Linked DNA regions of Homo sapiens: region 1 is linked to region 2. Evidence: chromatin contacts called from ENCODE Hi-C data. All regions are on one chromosome and are shown on one strand. Each heading gives the region's core, a stretch centred on a gene start or an enhancer-like site at or near the end of the contact. The rest is flanking DNA. Distances are from core to core; before and after follow the strand shown.

Evidence for each region. Hi-C counts contacts between places; a loop is a spot of excess contacts on that map. Pooled maps may share reads with other maps.
Region 1: a loop to region 2 is called in a pooled map, with 4 times the contacts of the local background. The contact joins two enhancer-like sites. A Hi-C loop is called at or near these places in 2 of 37 single-sample maps with no recorded cell type and 2 of 50 pooled maps.

What each region holds. Positions count from the first base shown.
Region 1 is chr22:46,578,824-46,583,731 of GRCh38, reverse strand. It overlaps a transcript of GRAMD4 not described here. Among named protein-coding and RNA genes, the nearest start is that of GRAMD4, 39 kb to the left of the region's middle. RefSeq lists enhancers at 1-450, 987-1,086, 1,805-1,884. Within about 2 kb of position 3,168, at least 10 of the 41 ENCODE cell types and tissues checked have a DNase peak (open chromatin) inside an H3K27ac peak, as active enhancers do.
Region 2 is chr22:44,681,774-44,686,794 of GRCh38, reverse strand. It overlaps a transcript of PRR5 not described here. Among named protein-coding and RNA genes, the nearest start is that of PRR5, 18 kb to the left of the region's middle. RefSeq lists enhancers at 468-968, 849-1,168, 2,145-2,684. Within about 2 kb of position 1,859, at least 9 of the 41 ENCODE cell types and tissues checked have a DNase peak (open chromatin) inside an H3K27ac peak, as active enhancers do.

The DNA of each region.
Region 1 (4,908 bases), core at 1,919-4,418, 1.9 Mb before region 2:
CTGGCGTGACGTGGTTAGAGGGCACCATGCCCCTGTGGTCTTCCTCCCGCTAAGCCAGGGCCCCAGTCGCACCATGAGAAATACATCCAAATTCCAACAGAGGAATTCCAATTGTTCAAACAGACAAATTCCAATGGATGGAGATCCCACAATACACCTACTATTTCTTAAGACTGTCAGAGTTATCAAAACTAAGAAAAGTCTGAGAAGCTGTCATAGCAAAGAGGAGCTTAGAGAGACATGACAGCTAGATGTCATCTGGGACCCTAGATGCAGTCTTGGAACAGAAAAAGGACATTAGGTAAAACCTAATGAATCTGAACAAACTATGTACTTTGGCTAATGATAATGTATCAATATTAGTCCATGGATTGTAACAAACCTATCATACTAATGTAAGATGTTAATCACCAGACAAACTGCAACTGTTGGTAGGGATAATTGGGAAACTCTGTATTATCTCTGCAATTTCTCTATAAATCTAAAACAGTTTTTTAAAAATAGAGTTGGCTGGGTGTGGTGGCTCACACCTGTAATCCCAGCACTTTGAGAGACCGAAGCGAATGGATCACCTAAGGTCAGGAATTCGAGACCAGCCTGACCAACATGGTGAAACTCCATCTCTACTAAAAATACAAAATTAGCCAGGCATGGTGGTGCATGTCTGTCACCCCAGCTACTTGGGAGGCTGAGGTAGGAGAATCGCTTGAACCCGGGAGGCGGAGGTTGTGGTGAGCTGAGATCGCACCATTGCACTCCAGCCTGGGCAACAAGAGCGAAACTCCATCTCAAAAGACAAAAGAGAGAGAAAGGTGGTCACCACAGGCAGGGAGGAAGGGTCCAGGGAGTGCCTAAAGTGTCTAGAAGGCCCAGGTTCCTGTTTGGGTTTCGATTGTGGTGATGGCTGCACAACTTGGTGAATGTACTAGAAGTCCGTGAACTGTGCACTTTCAATGAGTGTGTTGTATGATGTGTGAATTACACCTCAATAAAGACGCTGACAAACACACCTCAGCCAGGTGGCCAAGGTCAACACCAAGAGTGAGGAACAAACAAATTCACTCCCAGCCTGGCTCCTGGCCCTACCCAACTCCACAGCCCAGCTCAGACCCGAGCCAGGGTCCCAGGATACCAGGCATAATGAGGTGCCGCTCCAGGTCGCTGGACATGAGCAGAGACCCCTAACTTCAGGAGCCCACCTTCTAGAAGGGAAGCGTGGTAAACAGTAGACAAACAAGAACCTCAGGAAGAGGAGAGCAGTGACAGCAGAGGCACAGCTGGGGCACTCATGGGAGGCCTCCCTGGAGGGGGGACGTGGAGCAGAGAGGTCCCAGGAACGGCCGGCAGGGGAACCCACCAAGAGAGGCTGAGCCGTTTCCTGGAGCCTCCTAACCGCCCGCTGCCCAGCATTCAGCTTCTCCCACTGCAGCTTCTCGGGAGTTTGGTGGCACAGAGTCCCAAGCAGAGTCTCTTGTCCCTCCTGTTCCCCAGGGACAAGTAACAATTCACCAAGCACAAAGCTTCACGGTTTCCCAGCAGCCCCACGCTCTGCCTCCTTGGACCTCACTTCACAGAGGGCAGTGACTCGGCCACTGCAAAGTGCATCCCAGAAGCCCTCACTCCTCGACCACCCATGGCCTCCACACCCAGCCCCACCCAGCCCCAGCCAAGGCCCCAGCACTGCTCCTCAGTAGACCTGCTTCCTCTAGGGAAGTGGCAGCCAGGCCTCTCCACCCACCTGGGCCTCCCTGTGGGAGGTGGTGCAGACGCGGCCATCTCAGGCCAGAGCCAGCTCTCAAGCTCTGGCTTCTATACCCTAGGCCAAGGCCTTCGTTTACAGGTGACCAAACTGAGGCCCAGAGAGGTTAGGTGTCTTGCCCAAGAACACACAGCAGCAAGATCAAGCACGCTCTCCGCCCAACCCCCGTGCATATGGGGCTTAGGTTAGAAGCACAGCCCATTGGTCCAAACCCACCTCTACCACGCAGCAACCTGTGGCTCTGTGCCAGGGCTTCCTCCTGCGTGAAATGCAGCTAACAAGAGCACCTACCTCCAGTTGGTACGAAAATAAATCATGTCTCATGCTTAGAGGGCTGTCTGGCCCTGAGCAGGACATGCTGTCCGAATCTTGCTATTTACTGCACATTTGACAGCAAAAAGAGAAGTCTCATCATGACTTTGAGTTTATTGCTGATATTTCTCTCACAAAACCCCCCTTAGAGGAGGGTTATCAGGAAGGCAGAAAGGCTGCAATGTTTATGAGCATAGCCTTGGGGGCAAAGCCACCCACGTGCAAATCCCAGCTCTGCTCGGGAACGAACTGGGGACTTAGGCAAGTGGCACTGCCTCCCGGTGCCTCAGTTTCCTCATCTGTAAAATGGGGTGAAGCTGTGTGCTCTGCAGACTTGGTTGAGACAATTCGTGTGAAACACTCAGCGCAGGCCTGCTGTGCAGAATGAGTGATTTCTATTACTATTATTAATGTTTTTGATAGGCCGGTACTTCCTGCCTTTCCTGTGTAACCACAGGGGACTTTAATCACTGGGCTTAAACATAATCACAACCCTAGGTTATAACTCAAACACCAAACAATCAGAACAGTAGCCCTGTAGACGGGACTGTCATTAGTGGCGAATTACCAGCCCAAAGTGTCCGCCCAGGCCTCTGCCACATGCCGAGATACCAAAGGCAAAACAACAGGGCTTTCTCCAATTAGGGAAACACGCATTTTCTTTTTTCTTTCTTTCTTTTTTTTTTTTTTTTTGAGATGGAGTTTCGCTCTTGTTGCCCAGGCTGGAGTGCAATGGCGCGATCTCAGCTCACCCCAACCTCTGCCTCCCGGGTTCAAGCGATTCTCCTGCCCCAGCCTCCCAAGTAGCTGGGATGACAGACATGCGCCAACACGCCCGGCTAATTTTTTGTATTTTTAGTAGACGTGGGGATTTCTCCATGTTGGTCAGGCTGGTCTTGAATTCCCGACCTCAGGTGATCTGCCCGCCTCGGCCTCCCAAAGTGTTGGGATTACAGGCGTGAGCCAGCGCGCCCGGCGAAACCCACATTTTCTTGCGCCACCTCTGTCTCTAAGAGTCTGAGTGACCTGCCTCTAAGTTCTCAAGTTAAACTATTACATATCCCCAGCAGCCAAGGGCTCCAAGCAGGTGACAGGCTGGCCTGGGCCCCACCCGCTGGGCTGGGTTAGGCCTGTGACACTCTGTTCACATAACTGTCCCCTTGGGAGATCCAGGCCTCCTCTCAGACCCCCCAGCCACACCTGACGGTGGAAGACTTGAACTTTTACTCCTTTACAAGCAGTATTTTTCAGGACCATTGCTGTGCCACCAAAAGGCAAAGAAAAGGCAGATCTAAACCCACCGTGGTGCCAAAGAGACCCCAAGCCAGCCTGTGGGATGCCCAAACCAGAGGCCTTCGAAAGCACTGTGAGTGGTCCACTTGGCCTCGGAGGCGCCCAGCAGATGACCATCTCCAAGCCAGGCAAGAGACGCTGCTTCCCAGCGAGCACCCTCTGCCTTCTGCCTGTTACTCACTAAACCCGGCCACAGCTTCTCTCCCTCAATTCACTGTCAATTTCTGTCGGAGCAGGGATGCTCTGCCACACACCCCAACACTGTCCCTGCTGCCCCGGGCTTTCTGCAGAGACAGTCTCCTTACCCCTAAAGAGGCCAGGCAGCAGCCTCTTGGGCCGCCTTGCAGGGGAGGAGGCAGGAACTCAGGCAGGGGGTGACCAGGCCACCCAGCCAGTCCCTGGTGTCTTCCCTCCCAGCCAGCACACGCCCACACCAACAGGAGCTCTGTAAATACCCAAGTCCCCACCATGGCCACTAGGCAGGAGACCCCAAACCTGACACACAGAAGCCCACATACAGGGACGCCTCCCCAGCTCCCCGAGATGGGGCAGCCTCCTAAAATGAGCCCCTGGCCGGAGCCCTGTCATGACAGGACTGGAACCCCAATGCCAAATAAACCCCAGTAGATTCGGCTACCGGAGAGAAATACCCAAACAGAGAAACATGGGGAGATGGAAGGGGGCTTCATGTGGCCCCCAGGGAGGGGAGGGGGCACACGGATGGCACAATCACTAACACAGATCACATCATGGGACTATCGGGGCCCCAGGTTCTCCCATAACAGGAAAGTCACCAGGACCCGTCAAGTGGGGTGCTGCTGTTTCTGTAACATGTCTAACATTGCTCTGATACTCCTTCCAAAGAGAAAACAGGCTTCAGGCTGGCAGCCCTCCCTGGCAGCAGAGGCTCACTAGGCTCCAATAACACTTTCTTTTCATTGAGCCTGAACCACTATTCTATTCTATTCTACAGCAGAAATGGTGATTCAGGAAAACCGGCTCTGATTCTCCTCCCTCGTTTTCCAGTTGGTGAAGGTGAAGCCTGGGAGAGCGGAGAGCAAAGATCACCTAACGCCGGCGCCGGGCTCCACAGATAAGAGGAGGGTACTAAGGGGAAGGCCTGGAAGGCTGGTGGTTTGGAGAGAGACCACCTGGTTCTTTCCCAGTGAAGGGTCCTCCACCTCCCTCAGCAGGAGACCCAGAATAAACAGCCTCCCAGGGCTATGTGGAAACACACCACAACTTGGAGACTTTCCCGTGCTCTCCAGAGTGCAAGACAGACATCACCGGACAGGCCCCGCCTGCCCCCAGGCTGCATGGCTGGGACAGCCGCACTCCACGCATCAGCCATAGGGGCAGCTGAGAGGAAAGAGCAGCAGAGCAGAGGGCTGGTGGCTCACTGAGACCCCAGGTGCCCAATTTCCCAGGCTCCAGGACCAAGCTGCATCTCCCTGTGAGCCCAGCACGGTGAGGACTGTGGGGCTTCGAGGTCTGCCCCGGGACCACAAAGTGCTGCAGAAGGGTCCACATGGCTGCCAAGGCAG
Region 2 (5,021 bases), core at 610-3,109:
TAAAAATACAAAAATTACTTTGGGAGGCCAAGGCAGGCGGATCATGAAGTCAGGAGTTCAAGACCAGCCTGACCAACATTGTGAAACCCCATCTCTACTAAAAATACAAAAATTAGCTGGGCGTGGTGGTGTACACCTGTAATCCCAGCTACTCAGGAGGCTGAGGCAGGAGAATCGCTTGAAGCTGGGAGGTGGAGGTTGCAGTGAGTGAGCCAAGATCGAGCCACTGCACTCTAGCCTGGGCGACAGAGCGAGACTCCATCTCAAAACAAAACAAACAAATAAAAAAAATTAGCCAGGCGTGGTGGCACATACCTGTAATCCCAGCTACTCGGGAGGCTGAGGCAGGAGAAGCTTTTGATCCCGGGAGGCACACGTTGCAGTGAGCCGAGTTAATGCCACTGCACCCCAGCCTGGGCGACAGAGCGAGTCCCTGTCTCAAAAAAATCAACAACAACAACAACAACAAAAACACAAGAATAGAACAAGATGTTGTGAAAGCCAGGTGCCCAATAGGGGAACTTCTTTTTCTTTTCTTTTTGTTTTGAGACAGTCTCACTCTGTCGCCCAGGCTGGAGTGCAGTGGTGCGATCTCAGCTCACTGCAACCTCTCTCTCCTGGGTTCAAGGATTCTTGTGCCTCAGCCTCCAAGTAGCTGAGATTACAGGTGTGTGTTACCACACCTGGCTAATGTTTGTACTTTTAGTAGAAACGGGGTTTCACCATGTTGGCCAGCCTGCTCTCACTCCTGACCTCAGGGGATTTGCCTGCCTTGGCCTCCCAGAGTGCTGGGATTACAGACGTGAGCCACCATGCCGGGCCCCAATAGGGGAACTTCTGATGTGTGGCATCATCACGGTGCTCCCCCAGGGAGAAAGGATGGTACCACGGAAGCCAGGGCCCTGGGCACAGGGCCTGCAAGTGGAACCATCTTTCTGGGCACTATCTGGGTTAGAAGGGGACAAAGTTAGGCGGAAGGGGCATCACGTATCTCGGCTTTGATTCCAGCCCCACCCTTGGTGCTTGGGATTCTGTGTAGAAGTTCTGAGCAACTCCAGCATGTGCCTGGGCATGTCTGAGAGGGTGTCAGGCACCACAGCCCACGCCTGGCAGAGTCACGGTGGCTGTGAGTGTGCCTTTCACTGGGGAGAGCTTGTGGCTTTCACTGGGGAGAGGGGTGTGGCTTTCACTGGGGAGAGGGTGTGGCTTTCACTGGGGAGAGGGGTGTGGCTTTCACTGGCGAGAGGGGTGTGGCTTTCACTGGCTTCTCTGAAAGCGCAAGGCTCCCACCTTAAGGAGAAACTGAGGGATAAGCATGGCCCTTCTCTATGGAGCATCCACAGATTTGGGGTGGAGGAGGGAAAACATTTTTCTGATTAAATACACATGGCTCTATTCCAGACAGAGGAGAAATCGTTTTTTGTTTGTTTGTTTTGAGATGGGGTCTTGCTCTGTCCATTCTAGTCTCCACTGTCCATTTTACAGATGGTGAGACTGAGGCCTTGCACAGGAGTGGGATATGTAGGGTCACCAGCAGAGCAGGACTGTCCCAGTGCATGGGGTAAAGGACACATGCTCACTCACGGAGGCCCTACTGGGTGCTGGCACTGCGTACCCATCTACCCTCCGACCTGGGGCAGACCTACAGGCCAGAATTTCCACCCACATTTTTCAGAAGAGGAACCAGAGGCTCCGAGGGAAAGCTGACTTGCCCGGGTTGTAGGGTGAGTGAGTGGAAGGGCTGAAATCAGAGCCCAGCTGTGACTCTGGAGCTACACGCTTCCCACGGTCAGTAACCCCAGCGGCCACCAGGAGCGCCTACTTCGTGCCGGGCCCTGAGTCCCGGGCTGCCACTTCCCTTCCCCTGAGAGCCACAAGAGGGCAGTAAAGGGAGGCTCCAGAATCCCCAGGAGGGAGGACGCCTGAGCCTCCAGAGATGACATTTCACCAGGGCCTGGAAGGATGACCTCACCCAGCACGGCCAAGTGGAGCACAGACCAGAGCGACAGGAAGGGGCTGCTCCCCTACTGTGGACGCTGACATCAGCCCGGCCCTGTGCTCTGCACCCACACCCGCTGTCTGCCCCTAACCTCACAACAGTGCCCTGGGCAGAGAGCTGGGGGCGGGTGCAAGCTGGGCAACACCAGGCAGCACAGGCAGTTGGACCGCGGGTAGGAGGTGACCCTCAGGCATCCTGACCCTGGTCCCCAGTGCTCTTTGCCCCTTCCCCATCATCCCCAGGACATTTTCTTTTGAGTCTCGCTCTGTTGCCCAGGCTGGAGTACAATGGCGCGATCTCGGCTCACTGCAACCTCCACCTCCCAGGTTCAAGTGATTTTCCTGCTTCAGCCTCCTGAGTAGCTGGAACTACTCAGCTGCCGCCACCACGCCCAGCTAATTTTTGTATTTTTTTTGGTAGAGACAGGGTTTCACCATGTTGGCCAGGCTGGTCTTGAACTCCTGACCTCAGGTGATCCACCTACCTCGGCCTCCCAAAGTGCCGGGATTACAGGTATAAGCCACCGCGCCTGGCCATCACCAGCACATTTTCTACCACTCTCGAGGCTGGATCAGACTGGCTTCCAGCTCCTGGCCTCACTGGGCTCACAGCTCAGGCTCTGTGGGCACTGGGGTGGGGGCTGGGGTGGCCACAGGTGGCTTGTTTAACTGAAAAGCCCCAGGCCCCTCCTCAGCCCACCCCTCTGGCCCGGGCCCTCCTGGACCCTCAATCAATTCTGGAAGTCCTGGTTTCGACACCCCCACCCAGTCCGGGGGACACACCCTACCTGTCGCTGCAGTCAAAGCCAATGAAACCAACCCCTGCGAGGGGCCCAGCCCCTGTTCCTGGGCTAGGGCTTCTGACAAAGGATTGGGCTGGCCCCTCTTCAGCCATCCATGAACCCTATCAAGGATGACAGGGGTGGACACAGTTGTTCATCCGTGGAAGCTGCTTCCATTCCCCGGGTGGCTCGCGAGTAGGCTTCTCATCTTACTGATGGGGAGACTGAGGCTTAGGATGTAGCTAATGAGCCATGGGGAGGAGAGAGGGGGTGACTCTGCAGCCAGGGCTTGGGACCCCAGAGGGACTGGATCTGAGGCCAATCAGAGGACCTGATTCAGAGGTCCCCAAGGGTCTATGAGTTGCCCTTTGTTGGGGCCTAAGGCAGGGTGGCCTGGGAGGGTGGACACAGTCTCCTGGCTGGCTCCCCCCAGCCCCTGCCCTCCTTCGGGGTGCTGGGCGTGGGAGGAAGGCTTTGCCCAGCCACCTGGCCCTGGCCCCAAGGGGGCTCCTCATTCAGATCTTCTCGGCAGTTTCTGGTTTTGAGTAACCTAGGTCTGGGCCCTCTGTCTTGTGGTTCTGGGTGTGGGTGGCAGATGGGGTGGGGGCCAAGGCAAGAAGCCTCTTCCTCAGGAGCTGGGGCTGCCAGGTGGCCCTCAAGGTGGGTGGCTATCTCGACTACAAACTCTGTCGCTCCCCAAGCACTGGCTTGGCCCACTTGGATTTCCCCAGACTCAAGGGGCAGATGACAGGAAGGGGCTCTCCAGGGCTTCACTGCAGGGATAAGGCCAGAGGGTGGCCATGCAGTTAGAAGCTCCCAGCTTCTTGCAGGCAGCCTGAGCAATCAGCTCCCAGGGTCTGAGAGGAGAGGCAGGGGACCCAGGGGCCTCCTTGAAACCTCCTGAGTGAATGGGAGCAGAGGCCAGCTTCCTGGTGGAAGGCTCTGTCCTTGGAAGTCAGGCTCAGTTCATGTCCACATGCTCACCCTTCACTTATTTTGGGATGATCTTCCCTTAAGCCTGGTCTGGTTGGCCAACTCCTATTCATCCTGCAAAACCCTTCTTGGAGTAACCTAATCCACCAAAGTCTTCTCTGTAGCCCTGCCCCACCACACACACATCTGCGTTTAGAGGACAGTACTGTCCAGACCTCCCGCTACAGTGGGCACATTCCCTAGTGGGCTCAGAGAGGCCTTGGGCGGCCCTGCAGAATGAGAGCGGCAATTTCCTTAGGTGACTCCTGTAATTATAACATGGCTTAGCAGCTACTCAGCTCTGGCCACACGCCAGGTACCATGATTGTCTCTGCGACATTCCCGTGTCGAGAGAGCCATCTGCAGCCTCCTTTTAACTCAAGTGTTTCTTGAGAACCTCCTATGGGCCAGGCCTGAGCTAAGTGCCGGATTCAAATCTGACCTTGGCCAAATCAGTCACCCCGTGCCGGCCTCCATGTCTTCACCAGGCTTTCATAATTGCTCTGTGAGAAGGCAGAGTGTGAGGCGCAGGGGGTCTTCATTTCACCTATGGGCACAGAGAGGCCAGCGGGGACATGGTGGAATCCAGAGCCCAGCACCAGAGGCTATGTCCAGGCAGCTGACAGCCACGGTGGAAGGTGGATGAAGAGCTCTGGCTGGGGCCTGGATGGGCCTCCTCCCCATCCCCTTCCTCCTCCCCCCATTCTCTCCACCGTCTGCCTATGGCATCCCCTGTATTAGAGTACACGTAAGGAGGAAATTCACCTGAGCTCAGTGACCGTGACACTGCCTTCCCATAATCTGCCCGGCACTGTGGCCAGAGGCCTCCCTGGAGGGTCCTCTCAGCTTTGGGGCCAGCAGAGCAAGGGAGTGTGGCTAACCTTGACCCTAGCATGCAGGCCTCCCTGCCTCATTGGGCTGGCTCCTCTCCTGAGGACATCTCAGCTCTGCTGGCCACGCCCCTTGTAACTCAGTGGGCCAGTGGTGAGGCAGGTCCATGGCCGCGTGGAGCAGGTTCCCTCTGTGCTGTCTCCCAGGCCCTGCAGATTCCTACTGTTGCCGGCTCCTCCCTCCAGCCACTGTGCTCTCAGGCCACGGCTCTGGCCACAGCATCCCTTCCACATTGGCCTCCCTGTGGCTGGGCTTCCTCCTCCTGCCTGCCCTCCAGGCTGTGGCCACAGGGACCTCTGAACAGGGCAGTTTGCCCACATCATCTCCTGCCTCAGCCCTCCGTGAGCCCCACAGCACCCTCTGCACAGCTACACAAGG